Linked DNA regions of Homo sapiens: region 2 is linked to region 1. A link is a contact called in ENCODE Hi-C or POLR2A ChIA-PET data. All regions are on one chromosome and are shown on one strand. The core of a region is the stretch at or near the end of the contact, and the rest is flanking DNA. Distances in the headings are between cores, read along the strand shown. Region 1 holds the start of PPP2CA-DT (PPP2CA divergent transcript). Region 2 holds the start of ETF1 (eukaryotic translation termination factor 1).

The links. A loop is a pair of places that touch in the nucleus more often than their neighbours do. ChIA-PET counts read pairs that join two places held with the same protein, here RNA polymerase II (POLR2A). Pooled maps may share reads with other maps.
Region 2: a map of CD8-positive, alpha-beta T cell shows a loop between it and region 1 (23-fold over the local background). The contact joins the promoter of ETF1 here to the promoter of PPP2CA-DT in region 1. A Hi-C loop is called at or near these places in 1 of 168 maps with a recorded cell type or tissue (CD8-positive, alpha-beta T cell), 1 of 37 single-sample maps with no recorded cell type and 9 of 50 pooled maps. POLR2A ChIA-PET finds 5 or more read pairs at or near these places in 1 of 52 experiments (CD8-positive, alpha-beta memory T cell).

The regions. Positions count from the first base shown.
Region 1 is chr5:134,225,044-134,227,925 of GRCh38, reverse strand. It overlaps PPP2CA-DT (PPP2CA divergent transcript), which reads right to left and starts at 1,516. Exons shown (of 1, transcript NR_186539.1): 1 at 1-1,516. It overlaps PPP2CA (protein phosphatase 2 catalytic subunit alpha), which reads left to right and starts at 1,853. Exons shown (of 7, transcript NM_002715.4): 1 at 1,853-2,166. The coding sequence starts at 2,065. It overlaps MIR3661 (microRNA 3661), which reads right to left and starts at 2,169; the gene lies at 2,074-2,169. RefSeq lists enhancers at 553-1,072, 914-1,073, 1,073-1,594, 1,595-2,114, 2,454-2,563.
Region 2 is chr5:138,541,569-138,544,698 of GRCh38, reverse strand. ETF1 (eukaryotic translation termination factor 1) reads left to right here and starts at 1,463. Exons shown (of 11, transcript NM_004730.4): 1 at 1,463-1,602; 2 at 1,763-1,866. The coding sequence starts at 1,781. RefSeq lists enhancers at 232-1,021, 903-1,302, 1,022-1,811, 753-1,952 and a silencer at 1,593-1,642.

The DNA.
Region 1 (2,882 bases), core at 267-2,766:
TATCTTAGGCAAGTCCCTTCTCTTTTCTGAGTGCCTGTCTGCTTCTTGCCCCATCAGACAGTTCTCACACAGGTTCATGGCAACGGTAAAGAATAAGATTAGACAGCACACTGGGTATGGCTTTATAATCACGGGCACTAAGTGATGATTTTTTCCTTATTCATTCCACTTGGTCTTAACTCTTACCCTTCTATTGTTTGGGGATGTTAACTGCAAAACAGGGACAGAATTTGGGCTAAAGGGTCTTTTTCCCAGTCTGGTAAATTAAGTATGTGATAAGACTTCTAGAAGAGTAGATTTAAGGTACTTTCTTTTGTGCACACTAATGGGAGGTGTGAAGGGAAAGCAGAATTGCAATTTCCAGCCTAGGGAGGCCAAGCCAGTCGGCCTTGCCAAACACGTTGTCTTGGATAAAGGAGGATTTTCAGTCCTGCTATTGGCTGATGGGGCCTCCAGTGCCTTCTTCAGCCTGTTGGTGGGGATGATGCCCTCAGAGCCGCAGAGTGAGCAGTCTCCTCCCAAGCATCGCTGAGCACTTGGGTGTGGAAGGGTTGCCTGATACTGAGGGTGGGGTTCCTGGAAGACAGGCGATCAGGTTCAGCTCTTGCCTTGCCCTTTATGGTTAAATGTTCTTTGGAAAGCTTCTATATCTTTCAAATCCTGGGGGCATTATGATCTCTCTTCTGCCTATCCCAAACCATCTTCAGCCAGTACTGTTGGGAGAATACAAGCTCCAGGGCATGGTCCCTGGTCCGTCTGGATGACCCCTCCGGATCTGGCATATAGCTGGCGCTCTATGGAACCAGATATTTATGTAAAAGCAGGGACAATGGAATGTGAAAACGTTTCGCAAACTCCAAAGCGATTCATAACCAGACAGAGGTCCAATCCTAGGGTATACGAGCTCTCTCTTTTAAGCACGTATCACAGCTGCTTCTCACGCCACCGAGACGCGGTCAGGACAGGTGCATCCATCTTCTCTGGGCTTCCCCTCTTGAAAGTAGGCCAGGGCGCGCAGGGGTTGAGGGTCTCTCATTCCCAGAGAGAATTAAACTTGGAGGAAAGCAACCACCGGCGAGGAGCGGGGCGCGTGGAAGCGAGCCGCGGTCCGAGGCCCAAAGAAAAGCCCAAGCCTCGCCCCCGCCATCGCGCCCGACGAGACACCTAGGTCCGGGGACGGGTGTGTGCCGCGGAAGTCAGGTGCACTGCGCAGCACTCCCCCGGTAGGTACACGCTCCTCCACCTACGAGTGACCTAATTACAAGGTGCCAGCCGCGCCCAGAGGTGGGGGTGGTTAATCCAAGCGGCCACTCGCTGCCCGTTCCTGCCCCCAAAGATGACGGAAACCCACACGATTACAGAGCCGCAGCACCCCAGATGAGCCACGGGGTCGCAATTCTCGTTTCCGTGATCGGACTGCCAGGCCCCAGGTGAGGAGCTGAGTTCATCACCAGAGCGGCCTTCCCAGGGGAACCAGTTACAGGCTGCCAGTGGCCCCGGCTTCCATCCGGTCTGCGCCTGCGCGCGGCCCAAGCCCTCGCCTCTCCTGGAATAGTGCTCAGGGATTAGTCCGGTTCGCCGCTGTGCGCACTGCGCATGCTCCAGCTCCATCCTTCCCTTCCCCCACCACCCCGCCCTCCGGGAGCCACGCCCAAAAAGTCAAGGCGCTTCAGTTACCAGCCGGCTACGTCGCGCCTGCGCTTTGACCCCCAGTTTGCGCCCCAACTCCGGTCGTGCGGCCGCCCGGGGAGGGCTCTGCAGTTGCGCAGCTTGCTCCCCGGCCCTTTTCCCCTCCGCTCCCCGCCGCCTCCTGACGCCGGGCGTGACGTCACCACGCCCGGCGGCCGCCATTACAGAGAGCCGAGCTCTGGAGCCTCAGCGAGCGGAGGAGGAGGCGCAGCGGCCGACGGCCGAGTACTGCGGTGAGAGCCAGCGGGCCAGCGCCAGCCTCAACAGCCGCCAGAAGTACACGAGGAACCGGCGGCGGCGTGTGCGTGTAGGCCCGTGTGCGGGCGGCGGCGCGGGAGCAGCGCGGAGCGGCAGCCGGCTGGGGCGGGTGGCATCATGGACGAGAAGGTGTTCACCAAGGAGCTGGACCAGTGGATCGAGCAGCTGAACGAGTGCAAGCAGCTGTCCGAGTCCCAGGTCAAGAGCCTCTGCGAGAAGGTGAGCTGTAGTACGGCTGCGGACAGCCGCCGCGGGGCCGAGCCCGCCGAGGAAAAGGCGGCCGTGAGGAGGGTGCAACATGGCGGAGGCCGCCGGTCCGGGCCCCCCGAGTCTCCGAGACCGGCGCCCATCCTGGCCGGCGGCGGCTTCCTAACGACCCGGCGCCCCCTGCCTCCCGCGCAGGGATTGGTTGCCGCCGCCGCCTAAAATGGCGCCGTTCACTCGACTCCTGGGCTTTTGAGTCAGCCGGCCTTGGCGCCAGACGAGGTGGCAGGGGGAGCGGAGACCCTGTGGGTCATCGTCAGGGACGGTTTTGAGGGTGAGCTGGCTTGGATTCTGCGGCTTGGGAATGGAGCCTGGGCCTCTCCGGTGGGCTGAGTAAGAGTCTTGCCGCTGGTACCCAGGCCTAGTTAGGTCCAGAGCTGCCCAGAGGATCCCCCAAAGGCAGTCTTGTTAGGCCGTATCCCAGAACATACCTAAAGGTCACACAGCTTTAGTACCCCTTGGTGGTTTGTATTAAACTCACCAAGCGATCTTCTCCAGAAATCAAGGTAAGGGGTGTCTTTAAGAATTTTTAAATTATTCTCTTAACCTAATTTTTACGAAGGTCATGGTGGTAGCTATAAGGGAGGAGTGTAACTTATTTTTCATAGTTGGAAGAAATCGGGAATTTGGTGAGTCATACTACATAAGGAGCTTTTGGATTGGAAATCAAG
Region 2 (3,130 bases), core at 214-2,713, 4.3 Mb before region 1:
CAAACTCCTGGGCTCAAGCGATCCTCCCCTTTGGCCTCCCAAAGTGCTGGGATTACAGCCGTGGGCCACTGCACCAGGCCCTTCATTCACTTCTATCTGCACTGTCACCACCCTAATGTAAGCGAAAATCATCTCTCACATGATAATGAAGCAGCCAAAATGGTCTCTGGGCTTCTCCTGTACTCTCTCCAGTCCACACCAGGGCTCTAAACCCTTTAAACTACCCACTGTTCTTGAAAGAAACCAAACTTCTGAATCTGGCTTAAAAGACCCTACATGACCTCTTCCCCTGCTGCTCCCTCAAACCACTCTCCCCGTCCCTGACCTTGTGCCAGCACACTGGCGTTTCTGTAGTTCTCAACTGTATTCTGTTTCCTCCTGACAAACTCTTAATCATCCTTTGGGTCTCATTTCAGAGCTGGGTCCCCGCCATACACTCTCAGAGCACCCTGAAGTACTTAAGCATTTGTGTAATTATTTTATTACAAAAAGTATAAAATCACAAACTTAAAAACCCAATCGACTATAAGCTCCATAAGGGTAAGTACTGTCATCTGTTTGGTTCACCTCTGTATCCCCAGGAAAACAGGGTCCAGCACACGGTCTGGGCTCAATATTTGAACCCAGACGAGGTGAGGGGGGACAAAGTAGCCACCTAAAAATCCTAACTCAAAAAGATAAAGTTCTAACCGTATGTGGATGCCCATTTTGTTTCAACTCTCTCCACCCCCATTCTCAACGGCTCAGGCCAAATCATACATGGGACCAGATACCTCAGGTCTCCAAGCTCAGGCAGCCCCCGCTGTCTTCCACCCCATAAAGTTCTAAGTCCAAAGTGAGCCCGTCCTAGCTCTGGGGCGAGAGAAAACAGGCCTCTTTCGCCCCTGCAGGTGAGGGTCCCGGACCGCCCGGAGGCAGGTTCCTCATCCAGACCTACTGGCCAGGACTCCTCCACACTATTCCGTGCAGCCATGACGCACGCAGACCGCAGCACTTCGTCAGCGAAGAAGCCGCTGAGCGCGAGGCGCTTCTTCGCGGCTTCTCAAGCACCGTTCAAACCGCGCGTCGGGCCCAAGTGCCTAGCTTCGAGTCGCAAAGCCTCAGATGTCCACCCTATTCAAGGAGAATGGACTGAAAAGACGACGACCCCGGTCCTCTCTCTTTAAGAACCACCCCCATTCGAGCCTGACGGGGGCTCTCAGTAAACTCGCGAGAGCCACCGGCTTCCGCCCGCTTCCTCCTCTCGCCTTGCCGGGCCGGAAGAAAGGTGGCACCTCCCACCCCCCAGCCTTACCTCACAAGGCGGCGCGGACCCAGCTGCAGCCAATCGGCGGGCTCATTGTAGGCTGCGGGGCAGAGAGCCAATGAGAAGTCGCGGCGGACGCCCAGCTTCTCCTCACTCGCACCGGCCCCCTCCCTTCCGCCTGCCGCCTTCCACTCCGCCCCTGGCGGAGGAAGTGATGTCACAGGCCCCATGTGAGCGGATTGCAACACATGCAGCTGCCTGGAGAGAGGGAGCCGGTGTCCTACGTCAGAGCCGCCGCCGCCGCGGAGCCGCCGCCGGGGAGGAGCAGCCGCTGCCGCCCAGGACTGGGCCCTTAGGTAAGGCACAGGGAGGGAAAGGCCGGTGACCTTTGTGGCGAGCTGCACCGGACGGGAGGAGAGGGCCTCTGGGGGATGGCGAGGAAGGGGGCCGCTCTGCCCCAGCGGCGGCGCTAACTCTGTGGTCTTGGTGTCTCCGGGCCCCGCCGGGCCGCTCTAGGGAGGAGGAGGCGAGAAGATGGCGGACGACCCCAGTGCTGCCGACAGGAACGTGGAGATCTGGAAGATCAAGAAGCTCATTAAGAGCTTGGAGGCGGCCCGCGGGTGAGCGCCGCGTCCGGCACCCTCCGTGCCCTCTTGGTTCCCGGACCCCTCAGGATGGACGCCCCCGCGCCGCATGGCCGGATGAGGAGAACCAGGCACTAGCCAACTCCCGCCTTCTGGATCTCTGGGTAGTAGCCCCTGACCCAGGGGCGAGGGTCGGCGCGGTTGGCCCGAGAAGGGGTCCTTTCCCCGCATGGGGGTAAGGGGCCCGCGCTCCCCGGTTTAGATCACTCGGCCCCCCTCGTGGTAGGCCACCGCTACTTTTGCACCTCTCCCGGGCCCTTAAGTCCAGGTCCTCCCTCTTCGGGCTCCAGGTGCTGCCACCCGACTCGGGTGCTATTGTGGCAAAGTGTTCGGCCTTCCTTTCCCAGGGCCCTTCCCTGATTTCCTCTTCTCCCTTCATTTCTCAGCCAGGCCTCATTAAAATGGCCTCTCCCTTCTGGGCTTCTGAGACCCGGGTGGGTGAAGTTTGGATGGGACGGGAAGCAGAGGTGGCCAGGGACAGCTTCTTTCTGATTCCTGATTTCTCTGGGTCTTCCACCTGTCCCAAGATGACTTCTCCCAAGTCCTCTAATTACCCCGGAGCTTCCTGGTTTTAGCTGTTCCAGGACCCACCTATAAACTGAAAATGCCAACGTACGCGCGATGTGAGGGGTGCTGGGTAGGTTTTGGTTAATGAATCTGCATGTGTATGTCCAGGAGAAATACGGGTTAGGGGGCCGTTTGATAGGAATCATAACTACAGAGTCCCTGCTGGCATTTCTCTGAAACTTGTGGGGATATCGCTGTAGAGAGGCGCCTGATGTGCTTGATGCTTGTTGAGTGAGATTCATAATTGAATTAAATGGGCTTTGAGTCTTGTACATTTTGATAAGAAACTGTAGGTGTGTCCATTGGGGGGAGAGTAGGCTAGATTAAAATTAGCTGTGTGTGTGTGTTTTCTTTTTTTTTTAACGTTGTTCGTTTGAGGAAGGTGTGCCAGGGGTATTCCTGTTTCTTTTATTACTTTATTTTGTTCCTTTCCCAGTCATAGAAACTTTTTACTTACAGGAAGTGCCCCCCCCCCCAAAAAAAAGTGTTTGGAACATTATTACATACTTGTATGTCTGAGCATTCTTAGAATAGTAGAATGGCCTGCCTCAGGCCATGTGAAAAGTTGATTTCAGCACAAGAATTTGACATTCTGGTTTCCAGCCCAGGATTGTCATTTATGGGTAGATTTGCAATTTTAGAATGACAGCCCCTCCAAGCTCTTCATTATTAC